2 separate regions of the Homo sapiens genome follow, and region 2 is linked to region 1. Evidence: chromatin loops called from intact Hi-C (ENCODE). Cell type or tissue: endothelial cell of umbilical vein. All regions are shown on one strand. Each heading gives the region's core, and the rest is flanking DNA. Links, peaks and the distances in the headings are about the cores only.

Evidence for each region. Peaks named below come from ENCODE experiments on the same cell type or tissue, not always from the same donor. Only the 100,000 strongest peaks of a DNase experiment are listed, where the experiment ranks them.
Region 2: it touches region 1 in a loop (13-fold over the local background); 5 of 110 quality-filtered maps call a loop at or near these places.

The regions. Positions count from the first base shown.
Region 1 is chr19:16,379,001-16,387,092 of GRCh38, forward strand. It overlaps EPS15L1 (epidermal growth factor receptor pathway substrate 15 like 1), which reads right to left. Exons shown (of 24, transcript NM_001258374.3): 20 at 7,171-7,231; 21 at 6,129-6,211. Among named protein-coding and RNA genes, the nearest start is that of KLF2, 58 kb to the left of the region's middle. RefSeq lists enhancers at 3,926-4,015, 4,268-4,769. In endothelial cell of umbilical vein, for the core only: a CTCF peak has its summit at 4,447 (motif pointing left); a DNase peak (open chromatin) is centred at 4,411; H3K27ac peaks cover 614 bases.
Region 2 is chr19:15,627,082-15,631,081 of GRCh38, forward strand. CYP4F8 (cytochrome P450 family 4 subfamily F member 8) reads left to right here. Exons shown (of 13, transcript NM_007253.4): 10 at 1,221-1,354; 11 at 1,450-1,514; 12 at 1,680-1,762; 13 at 2,112-3,558. The coding sequence ends at 2,277. Among named protein-coding and RNA genes, the nearest start is that of CYP4F3, 12 kb to the right of the region's middle. RefSeq lists a silencer at 2,485-2,534. In endothelial cell of umbilical vein, for the core only: a CTCF peak has its summit at 2,400 (motif pointing right); no DNase peak of the experiment used is centred there.

The DNA of each region.
Region 1 (8,092 bases), core at 1,976-5,975:
TAAAAATGATCATGTGTTCCTGGCCGGGCGCACTGGCTCACGCCTGTAATCCCAGCACTTTGGGAGGCCGAGGCGGGCAGATCACGAGGTTAGGAGATCAAGACCAGCCCAGCTAATACGGTGAAAAACCCCATCTCTACTAAAAATACAAAAAATTAGCCGGTCGTGGTGGCGGGCGCCTGTAGTCCCAACTACTCGGGAGGCTGAGGCAGGAGAATGGCGTGAACCTGGGAGGCGGAGCTTGCAGTGAGCTGAGATCCCGCCACAGCAGCACTCCTGGGCAACAGAGCGAGACTCCATCTCAAAAAATAAAAAAAATTAAAAAAGATCATGTGTTCCTCCAAGAGCATAGAAGAGAAAGATCAGAGTGGGGCAGAGGTGGAGGGAGGGGCCGGGGGTCTTTAACTTTCTCCCCAGCAGGGAAGGCCTAGAGACAGAGAACAGGTCAAGAGTACAAAGGCACACTCCCAGGGTTTCCCTCGAGAATCTGAATGCAACAGATTGCAGATGTGGGGGAAAAGGTCTACCACCACGTCCAGCAGACAGTCTTAGAGGTATGGCTGCCTCTGCCTCCAGCATCTAGTCACACCGATGCAGCTGACTAAGGCTCCAGCGTCTAGTCACACTGACACGGCCATCTAGGCCTTCAGTGTCTAGTCACACAGACAAGGCCATCTAAGGCTCCAGCGTTTAGTCACACCAATGCAACCATCTAAGGCTCCAGCGTCTAGTCACACAGACGTGGCCGTCTAAGGCTACAGTGTCCAGTCACACCAGTGCAGAGGTCTAAGGCTCCAGTATCTAGTCACACAGATGTGGCCATCTGAGGCTCCAGCATCTAGTCACACAAAAGTGGCTGTCTAAGACTGTAGACTAGCCACACCAATGCAGCCATCTAAGGCTCCAGCACCTAGTCACACAGACACGGCCATCTAAGACTCCAGTGTCTAGTCACATAGACGCGGCTGTCTGAGGCTCTAGCTTCCAGTCACACCAATGCAGCTGTCTAAAGCTCCAGCATCTAGTCACACTGATGCAGCCAGCTAAAGCTCCAGTGTCTAGTCACACAGATGCGGCTGCCAAAGGCTCTGGCATCTGGTTACACAGATGCGGCCGTCTAAGGCTCCGGCATCTAGTCGCACAGACGCAGCCATCTAAGGCTCCAGCATCTAGTCACACAGACGTGGCCGTGTAAGGCTCCAGCATCTAGTCACACCAAAGCGGCCATCTAAGGCTCCAGTGTCTAGTTACAGCAATGCAGCCATCTAAGGCTCCAGCATCTAGCCACACAGACACGGCCACCTAAGGCTCTGGCGTCTAATCACACAGACGTGGTCATTTAAGGCTCTAGCGTCTAGTCACACAGACACAGCCGTCTAAGATTTTAGTGTCCAGTCATGCAGATGCAGCCGTCTAGGCTTCTAGCGTTTACTCATACCAATGCAGCCGTCTAAGGCTCTAGTGTCTAGTCACACAGACATGGCCCTCTAAGGTTCCAGGGTCTACTCACACACACGCAGCCATCTAAGGCTCTAGCGTCCAGTCACACCGACGTGGCCATCTAAGGCTCCAGGGTCTAGTCACACAGACGCAGCCATCTAAGGCTCTAGTCACACTGACACAGTCACACTGACACATCCAGTCACACTGACACAGCTATTTGAGGCTCTAGCTTCCAGTCACACCGATGCGGTCGTCTGAGGCTCTGGCATCTAGTCACACAGATGCGACTCTCTAGGTCTCTACAATTTAGTTGCACAGACATGGCCGTTTAGGCCTCTGGAGTCTAGTCAGAGACGTGGCCACCTGTGTCTCTGGCAGCTAGTTATAGAGATGCAGTCATCTAGGCCTCTAGCATCTAGTTACAGAGATGCATCGATCTGGGCTATTTGCGTCCCGTCACAGAGATATGGCTGCCTCGGACCTTGTGTAGTCCTAGAGTCGAGGTTGCTCGGCCCAGTCAGAGCCACATCAGAGACAGAACAGGGAGGTGGCCCCTCTAAGAGGCAGCCTACCCATTCCAGGTCCCCCCGATAAGGGCAGTGGCAGGTGCCCCCAGGGAGGGGAAGGGGCCCCAAAGGCTCCTGCACAGATGACCCCACCAGATCCCTTCCCTGGGCTTCACGCCGCCCTCTGAAGCTGCCCAGGCAGGAGACACTCGCTCTGTGCTGATCTTCTCACCTAATAATAGGCCCAGTGACCTGGCAGGGGGTCCCACTGTCAGCACCTCTGCCTTACACACAAGGAAACTGAGGCACACAAAGGAGGCGCAGCCTGCCCACATCACACAGCAGGTCCACGGCGGATCCAGGGCTGCCACATCGTCTGCCTCCCAGGCTGGGGCCACCAGACGCTGCCCTCAGCTGCCGAGGGCCACCCCAGTGGTGGGTCCAGGGCCTCGTCCTGGGCAGACTGTCCTGCCCAGGCTGGAACCCCAACCCTGCCACCTACTCAACACCCTGTGCCTTGGTTTCTTCATCTGTAAAATGGCAAGAGTGACAGAGCTCGGAAGGCTCCGGCAAGAAGGAAATGAGGTGCCATGTGACAGGCATCAGTCCACTCACTGGCACTAGATAAAGTTGGCACATGGACCACACGACAATGATCACACCAAGTACGAAGCTGCGATTGGAATCTGGGAGTGCCCCCATCTGCTGCCCCAGTTGTCCCCAGGCCTGTCCGAGACATGAGGGGCAGTGTCGGCCTGCAGCTTAGCTTTAAAATGGGCCGTTTAGGGTCGGCTGTTTGGGAAAGAATGGGGGAAAAACACTGGCCCGTCTGTGGGTGCTTCTGCGATTCATGGAACATGTCCCTGGGCCTAGGGCCCGTGCGAGTCCCCCGCGGCCTGGGATGGGGAGCCAAGCAGGTCTAGATGGGAAGTGGTGTGACCGGCTGGGCCTTGTCCTCCCTGGGCATGTGCTGGCTTCTGGGCCACATCTCCAGACTCGGAGTGGGGCCTCGGTTCCAGTGGCTGCAGTGAGCCTTTCTACCCTCTGTGTCGCGCAATAGGACCCGGGCAATAAAACCACACTCAGCCTGGACGTCCAAAGTTGTAAGACCTGGTGACACACTCAAATCAGAGCCGCCTAACCCTCCAGGCTGACCGGGGACACCTCGGGCCAAGCCGGCTTGGCGCCTCCCATGTGTGTTTAAACCCACGAGGCCAATTGGCAACTCGCGAGGCGACAGGCTTTCAATAAACGCCTGGCACTGCCTCCGCAGTGAATCAGATCACTCCTAGCTCCAGAATGCCCGCGTCATTTCCGAATCCCAATTTTCATGACTTCAAGTTTCCCAAGAAGCCTCCTTGGGGACTCAACTCTTTCCTACTCGGGCAGCGGCTTCAAGGAAAATCTCTATTTTTAGAAAGGTTTCAGTAAAGCTGTCAGGGGCTCTCTGGGCTCGGCAAGAGTGAAGTGTGCTTAAAATAAAAGGAAGACAGAAAAAGCTACTATGAAAACCAGCTCTAAGAGAAACACGTTTGAGTTCACCAGTTGAAGAACTGGTTCAAAACAGAAGACTGAATTTGTAAACAGCAGCCCTAAATATCAATGCACAGCTTTAAACAATTGAGAAGTTGCTAAAAATGGGCTGACGACTAACCCAGTATTTCACAGATGGCTTTTTTTTTTTTTCAGGGCAGAAGAGGGTGAAATAAGTTGGACTCTTGTTTTTATTCTCAAATGCTCCCTGGAAACATACTTTGGGGAATCTGTTTTTAAAGTGAGCTTATGTCACATAGGCTTGATACTGTCTAGAAAAATCTCTTCAGGTGAGGGTGGGGCCTCAACTAAGAGTGCAGGCCCGAAGAGCCTCCCAAAGGAAACTTCTAGAATCAGGCTGTGGGCTGTGACTCTCCTCAGCAAAGCCACGCAGAGGTAAGGTGCTTCAATTCAGGGACTTACAAAAGGGCCTCCCTGCTCTGCTCAGATGGGGAAAAGTTGATGATGGTTTTTTTTTGTTTTTTAAAAAAACACCTTCTTGCCACTTTCATTTCCCTTAGCATTTTATTTATATCCACAATGTTGTTCTTGAAAAACAGATAGGTAACCAAAAAGGAAAAACAGAGCTGCAAGGTCAGGGTTGAGCTCAGAATGCGGCTGTACAAGTGTCATGAAGGCAGCTGATGGAACGCTGGAATCAAAACAAGATAGTATTGGAGACCCATTTTCCACAGCTCTGTCCAACTCTGTCCTGGCCCGGCACCGCCAATAGGAAGTGAGACCGGCTCTGAAATCACAGCTGCATGTGTGTGAAGAGCCCCTGGTTTCAGGGCCCAAGGACAGGCAGAGGGCGGTCATTAGATCCCGGCCCTAGCTCAGGCTCTGCTAGCTCTCCCTCCCTCTGCTCACAGTGAGAGGAGGAAGACAGATCCAGCCTCCCAAAGGAAGAGGAGTCCACTTGCGACAACCAGAAACGACCAGGACGCCTGAGGGACTGCTGCCACCGTGTGGCCAACGTTTTCTGCTTTCGGGAGATGGTTTCCCGCCTGCCCAGGAGCCTGTGCACTGGGCCCTAAATCTTCTGCCAGTCCCAAACCGTGTCACAGCGTGGCATATGAGGGATGGAGGCCTTCTCCGTGTGCTGGAAGGAGGGGGGCGCCATGCCAGGGCCTCTGGGCTCCCTCTGCCCAGGCTCATCTGTGTAAACACACACCCTGCCTCGGTCAGAAGTGGGATCTGCTGCGCCGCCAGGGCACGCACACACGCGTCTTTGAAAACCTGAACAGAATCTCAAGTGCTTCTCGGAATCTGTGTTCTGTGATCACAAGTTGCGACCGCTGCCAACCCCAAGATGCTCAGAGACTCATCTGCTCCACCAGCTGAGTGAACACGGGGCAGCCAAGGGAGACTGCCCAGTCACACTGGCACCTGGGGCACCTGGGCATGGGGCCGGTGGGGCCCCGAGGGGGCCTCATGCCTGGGGCACGCGTCTTCCAGGTACTCCCGGGGCTCCCTCCCCTCACCACCTTCAGGCTGACAGCAGCGCTCACAGGGACTGGGCCCAGCTGCTCCAGGGGACCCCCCACACCGGCCACCCCTTACCACCTGGGCCATGGGCTCCAGGAGGGGGGCTGTGTTCTGCTTGTGGCTACTGCCTCTTCCCGCAGCGTGGATAATGCCTGGGCCTCTGCAGGTGGAACTCGTGAGGAAAGCAGGCCCCTGCAGCCCCCCGAAGACAGAGCCCATCTGCCCCTGCCTGGGGGCTGCCGAGAAGGGACAGAGTGGACGCAGGTGTCAGGGACGGGACACACCTCATCTGCTTTCCTTCATTCCTGCCAAAGAAAAATGCTCCTCACTCAAACAGGGAAACATACAACTCACAAGGAAGCACAATGGTGCCGCAGCCCTGTCCTTCCCACTCACCACAGCCCCCATTTCCAACTTTCCAGCAGTTTCTTCCGGAAGGCACCTCAGTCGTAAGGGGCTTCTATTGTTGTTTTTTGACTTGTCCATTCTGGATGTTCCCTGTTGAATTCTCTATGCTACCTTAAAGATGAGCTCCAACCACACTGCCAGCGTCTGGAGAAGCCCTACAGCTGTCTGGGACCAGAGCCACAGTGAGTTCAGGTCACCGTGTGGTGAGGGCCGGACACCAACGGGTCCAGTCTGGTAACCAGCCTCGCTGCTGTCCTCCTTCAACAGTTCACTCCTCACCTGTGGATCTGTCTGCATTTATTCAAGGAGGCCGGCCCTCACTTTTCAACACCCCTTGAGAGTTCTGTCACATGGGCGACTCTGAACACTCGCTGGCCCACTTTCCCTGGACGCCTCGCACCTGCAGGCCTGCTGCCCATGGCCCTCTCGAGACGCCTGTGCCCAACGCCTTCTCAAGTTTCTACTCGGCCATGGCAATGACTTCACCGTCTGAGACCTGATGGTCGTCAGACACCAGTGGGAGCCAGGGGAGCCCAGGGCACCTATGCCACTGGGAAGGGTCAGGGCTCACCCCACGGGACTGCAGTGCATTGGATCACAGCCATGGATGCTTTCCAGACCTGACCTTGTGTTGGAAAGGTGCCGGGGAGATACATACGTGACATGAACAATTACGCCTGGCAGCCCACACCATGACAAGAGGCACAAAGACACTAGCAGAGGCGCGGGGGCTCCGTGGAGGGGCTTTACCTTGGACATCTGGCTGAAGTCGGCAAAGCCTTCAGCACTATTGAAGGACCCACTTCCGAAGGGATCTAAGGTTCCAAAGGGATCTGCAATCGGCACCAACAAAGTCAGAGTTACAGGTCTTTAAGAGAACATGCCTTCTGGGGTGGAGGGGAAATGCTAGATGGCCCCTGAACCAGGAGACTCAGGAAGGCTGCATTTATTCATTAGACACGTGTGTCTGCATGAAGGCCTCTCAGCAAGGCCCCCCTGCCCACTCTGGCATGGCAAGACGGTTTCTCACTGTGACGACCACTCTGGGAGGGCCAGCATCATTCACGGTCATCAGAAGAGTGACAAGTTGCCACAGAGGCGTGGCCCCTGGGTCCCACTGGGTCTCAATGGGTCAGGAGGCGAGGAGCAACTCCAGGGCGACCTGCCACCCACATGATTTATACAGGGTGGTGTCTTTGGATAGAGGTTTTTGCTGTGTTTTCTCCTCTAACCTGGAAGGGATTTGCCTAGAGTACTGGATACACTCGCCTATGATACCAAACACTGCTACCCGCCCCACGCAAGCTGCAGGACCAAGCGGGGCCTGTTCCCAAAAGAAAGGGGGTGTCCACAGATGCTCCCATTGCATAAAGGCTCGAGCGTGCATCTGCGAGTTCTACACTGTGAGATGAGGTTCCTTCAAACACAGAACCCACAACATAGGCCAGTACCTGGGGTCAAATTCTGGATTTCTTTTAGGGAAAAAACCCAAAGATACAAACCAAAGATTTATAAGGAGGAGTGAGTAAACAGTAGTTAATATCACTGGTGCTATTACTGAATTCCTACTGCCAAAATTCCTTTCTGGAAAGATGCCAGCGCGTGCCCAGGAAGGGGAGCAGCAGCGGGTGCTTGTTTTGGCCTAATGGGCTCAGGCCAGGATCTGGGTGCCACTGACTGATGACACAAACACAGAGGCCACGCTGGCTTTGGGAGTGAAAGTGTTAACTGCGGGGGAGCTCTGCTACTGCCCAAGGAATAGTCAGGAAGAAAAATAAGTCATGGGTCTCACCTGATCCTTTTGAGGAGACACTGGAGGATGAAAAGGGATCACTGGATTCAAAGGGGTCGAGCTAAATGAAAGGAGAGAGGAAAGAGTAAAAAGCAGTTCGTTGGTTCCATCACCCATTCATTCAACCAGACCTTCCTGACGTCGATGTACAACATCCAGTGCTGAGCCAGAGGGAAAGTGGAATGATTAAAACTCAACCCAGGCAGAGTAAAATCCCAACAGATCAACCCTCCTGCAGATAGCACCTATCAACCTGGACGGAATATCCCCAAAATTACAAATACAAAAAGCAGTGGCCTGAAGGCTGGGAAGTGAACAAGACAGGAAGAAGACTTTGGAGGAGAATTTGAATGTGGCAGAAGAACATAGCAGGAGGTTGAGTTTCCATTCCGCCAGCTACAGCAGGAAGGCACAGTGAGGGTGCCTAAGATTCTGGTAGAATCTGACCACCAGAGGATGGAGCCCAGAGACAACCACTCCCAGGGGAAAGGAAGGGGAATCGGGATGGAGGGGCAGAGATGCAAAGATGCAAGCCCTGAACTTCATGATCCACTCTCCCCCAAGTCTCAGGCTGGCCTCTGCACACGCAAGCCTGGGGGGACTCGAGGCAGCCTGTAGCTGAGGCCACAAGAACTGAGCTGGGATTGGAGCTTCTGCCATCTGCTGGTGAGTGTCTGCAGTGTGAGTGGCACCAAGTTAACTGCCTGCTGAAACAAATCCATTCCTGCTCTTTGGAGAAAACAGACTACAGTCTCTACACAGAACGCTCACCATGTATCAGATACATTTCTAAACATATAAAGAACTGGAAAAATGTGACCACCTCTCACCGGAAAAGACAATCAGTGTAGCCAATCTCAAAATAACCCAGATGGTGGAACTCTGAGACAGGGACAACGTAAAACGGTGATTATAACTGTGC
Region 2 (4,000 bases), core at 1-4,000, 750 kb before region 1:
TTTTTTTAAAATTATTTTATTTTTATTAGTATGCATTTGTAATATCTCTTAATATCTGGAAGCTTGGGTTCTCCTTCTTCAATCTTTTATTTAAAAATTGACCTAGCTTGGATAGGGCATGGTGGCTTATGCCTGTAATCCCAGCACTTTGGGAGGCTGAGGCAGGCAGATCACTTGAGGTCAGGAGTTTGAGACCAGCCTGGCCAACATGGTGAAACCCCATCTATACTAAAAATACAAAAATTAGTTGGGTGTGGTGGTGCACACCTGTAATCCCAGCTACTTGGGAGGCTGAGGCACAAGAATCGCTTGAACGCAGGAAGTGGAGGTTGCAGTGAGCTGAGATCAGGCCACTGCACTCCAGCCTGGGTGACAGAGTGAGAATCCATCTCAAAAAAAAAAAAAAAATTGACCTAGCCCTTGATGAACTTTAAAATTCCTTCAATTAGAATAAGATTTCAAAGTTCCAAAAAGAATCCAGCTAGATTTTTATTAATTGCATGAAGTATATTGATTAGTTTAGAAATAATTGACACCTTTACAACATATGGTCATCCCACCCTACAGTGTGGAGTGGAGATTATTTATTCAAATAACTTTATAAGCCCTTTGTAGAGATGTTTTTTTCCTGCTTTTGTTACCTCTTTATATAATTTTAAATACTTTTTCACACAAACAAATGAACACTTTTGTTTTTGAGATGGAGTTGCTCTGCCTCCCAAACTGGAGTGCGGTGGAGTGATCTCGGCTCACTGCAACCTCTGCCTCTCAGGTTCGAGGGATTCTCCTGCCTCAGCCTCCTGAGTAGCTGGGACTACAGGTGCCCACCACCATGCGTGGCTAATTTTTGTGTTTTTAGTAGAGATGGGATTTCACCATGTTGGTCAGGCTGGTGTGGAACTCCTGACCTCAAGTGATCCTCCTGCCTCAGGCTTCCAAAGTGCTGGGATTACAGGAGTGAGCCACTGCACCCCGCCGGAATGAATACTTTTAAGAGACACCCTCTGAATATTGTTTTGCTCAGAAATACCTCTAAAAACACCAGGTCAACTTTTCTTCTAGTAGTTTTGTGACTTTGGTTTTCTAATGCTTACATCTTTGTTGCTTCTGGAATTAATTTTGTTATAGGACTGAGGGTCAGAGGGAGGTGGTGAGAGGGTCTCCAGGGGCAGCAGGAGGGCCGTGTATGCTCTCTGGATAATTGTTGGGTGTTTCCTTAGGGACGACCTGGCCCAGTTGCCCTTCCTGACCATGTGCCTGAAGGAGAGCCTGCGGTTGCATCCCCCAATCCCTACATTCGCCCGCGGCTGCACCCAGGACGTGGTGCTCCCAGACAGCCGAGTCATCCCCAAAGGTGCCCTCCATGGCAGGGGAGGAGGGTCCTGGGCAGGGCGGTGGTCCCAGCAGGCAGCTCGGACCTTGTTCTTACTGTCCTCTCCTGCACGACAGGGAATGTCTGTAACATCAACATCTTCGCAATCCATCACAACCCCTCAGTCTGGCCAGACCCTGAGGTGCTGCCCCTCCCTGTTTCTCCATCCCCCGGGCCTGGTCGGGGGAGGGGTCTTGTCCCGGAAAACCAGATACTCCCTCTCTACTCCACCCACATCTGTTTTATGTGGGGGTGGCTGGGTGTCCTGAGAGGCCCCATCAGCAGCCTTAACTTGCCTCCACCCCAGGTCTATGACCCCTTCCGCTTCGACCCAGAAAACGCCCAGAAGAGGTCACCTATGGCTTTTATTCCTTTCTCGGCGGGGCCCAGGTGAGGCCAGGGGGTGTCTGAGGTGGGCATGGGCTGAGGGTGGCACAGATGGCTGCCTTGTCAGATGCCTGACTTGTAGGACCACGTGTTTCTGTGATAGGGGTTTTAAAGAAGATCCTAGGAAAAAGGGTGTGCTCAGAGCCTCCTGCCCCGTCTGGTTTCAGTTGGGGCTGGGGTCTGGGCTAGGCTCTGGGAATATGCAAGCCCACATGGGGGTCCCAGACCCAGCTTCCCCCCTGTCTGCCCAAGGTGATCTGGGTGGGGTTGGGGGTTCCGGGCCTGGTTCCTGGCGCAGTGGGGCCGGGATCTGGGTCCTGGGTGCAGTCAGACCTTCCACCTTGGCCCCCAGGAACTGCATCGGGCAGAAGTTCGCGATGGCAGAGATGAAGGTGGTCCTGGCGCTCACGCTGCTGCGCTTCCGCATCCTGCCCGACCACAGGGAGCCACGCAGGACGCCGGAGATTGTTTTGCGTGCGGAGGACGGACTTTGGCTGCGAGTAGAACCCCTGGGCTGAGGCCTGCAGTGACCCACCCACCTACCTTTGCATCACCTACCTTTGCACCAACTACCTTTTCAGATTTCCGGTAATAAATCTGTGTTGGCCCCTGTGCCTCAGTCCCGCGGATGGCCAGTAGGGGGCGCTGGAGGACTGCGGGGATCTAGGGCCTGGCTGGGAAGAGGCGGGGAGATGTCTCTGTGCCCAAGATACTCACTGCCTCTCTGGGTGAGCACAGGAGCCCCGTGCTGAGGGTGGGATCTCCCAGAGTCTAAGTAAAGACTTTTTCCCCCCCAAAATAATTGTGTATTCTGATATAAATTTTTGCCAATTTAGAATCCCTGTTTTTTAGCTAGGTGCATAGCAGCCTGAAATACAGATCACATTTGAAAGCCTTTCTTGAAGCTCAATTGGTTAAGTGACTGTGGCTGTCCCATGTGTAGAAGCCAAAGATTATGTGGTAATTCTGGTAACCTTTCTTAAGAGAAAGCTGCTACAGTCTGTCTGCTCAGTCCTCCCCTCTTCCTTCCTGCTGCTTGGAAGATTTTTTTTTTTTTTTGAGACATGGTGTCTCTCGTCGCCCAGGCCGGAGTGCAGTGGCTCACTGCAACCTCCACCTCCTGGGTTCAAGTGATTCTCCTGACTCAGTCGCCTGAGTAGATAGGATAACAGGCGCCTACCACCACACCCGGCTAATTGTATTTTTAGTACAGATGGGGTTTTGCTATGTTGGCCAGGCTGGTCTCAAACTCCTGGCCTCAAGTGATCAGCCCACCTCAGCCTCCCAAAGTGCCAGAATTGCAGGTGTGAGAATAAAAATTCTTGAGTTTCAATGTTTATTTTAGAATCAGGTGCTAACATGCAAATTTATTACAAAGGTATATTGCATCATGCTGAGGTTTGGAGTATGAATGACTCCATCACCCATGTAGTGAGCATAGTATCTAATAGGCAGTTTTTCAGCTTTTCCCCCTCCCTGCTTCCCCTGTCTAGTAGTCCCCAGGATCTGTTGTTCCCATCTTTATTACCATGTGTATCCAATGCATACCTCCCACTTATAAGTGAGAACATGCAATATTTTGTTTTCTGTTCCTGCATTAGTTTGCTTAGGATAATGGCCCCCAGCTGCATCTATGTTGCTGCAAACGACATGATTTTGTACTTTTTAATGACTGCATAGTATTTCATGGTGTATTTCTACACATTTTCTTTATCCACTCCACCATTGATGGGCACCTGTGTTGATTCAGCATCTTCGCTATTGTGATTAGAGCTGCGATAAACATGTGGATGCTTGTGTCTTTTTGGCAGAATGATTTATTTTCTTTTGGGTGTATACCCAGTCGTGGGATTGCTAGGTCAAATGGTAGTTCAACTCTCAATTCTCTGAGAAATATCCTAACTGCTCTCCACACTCCATTAGTTTAGTGGCTGAACTAATTTATATTTCCACCAACAGTGTATAAATGTTCCTTTTTCTCCATAGCCTTGGCAACATCTGCTATTTTTTGACTTTTTAACAAATTGCTTGCAAGATTGATGTGGCCTCTGGAGCTCCATCTTGGCTCATGAGGACAGGGACTGCTATTTAGGGCAGATGGGGCAGATGGCTAGAAGCAGTCAGGGTCTATGACCCTAGATCCATGCTGTGACCTGAATGTTTATGTAGCCCCCAAATCCATACATTGAAGCCTAGTCTGCATATGGTGGTATTAAGAGGGGAGGCCTTTGGGAGGTGATT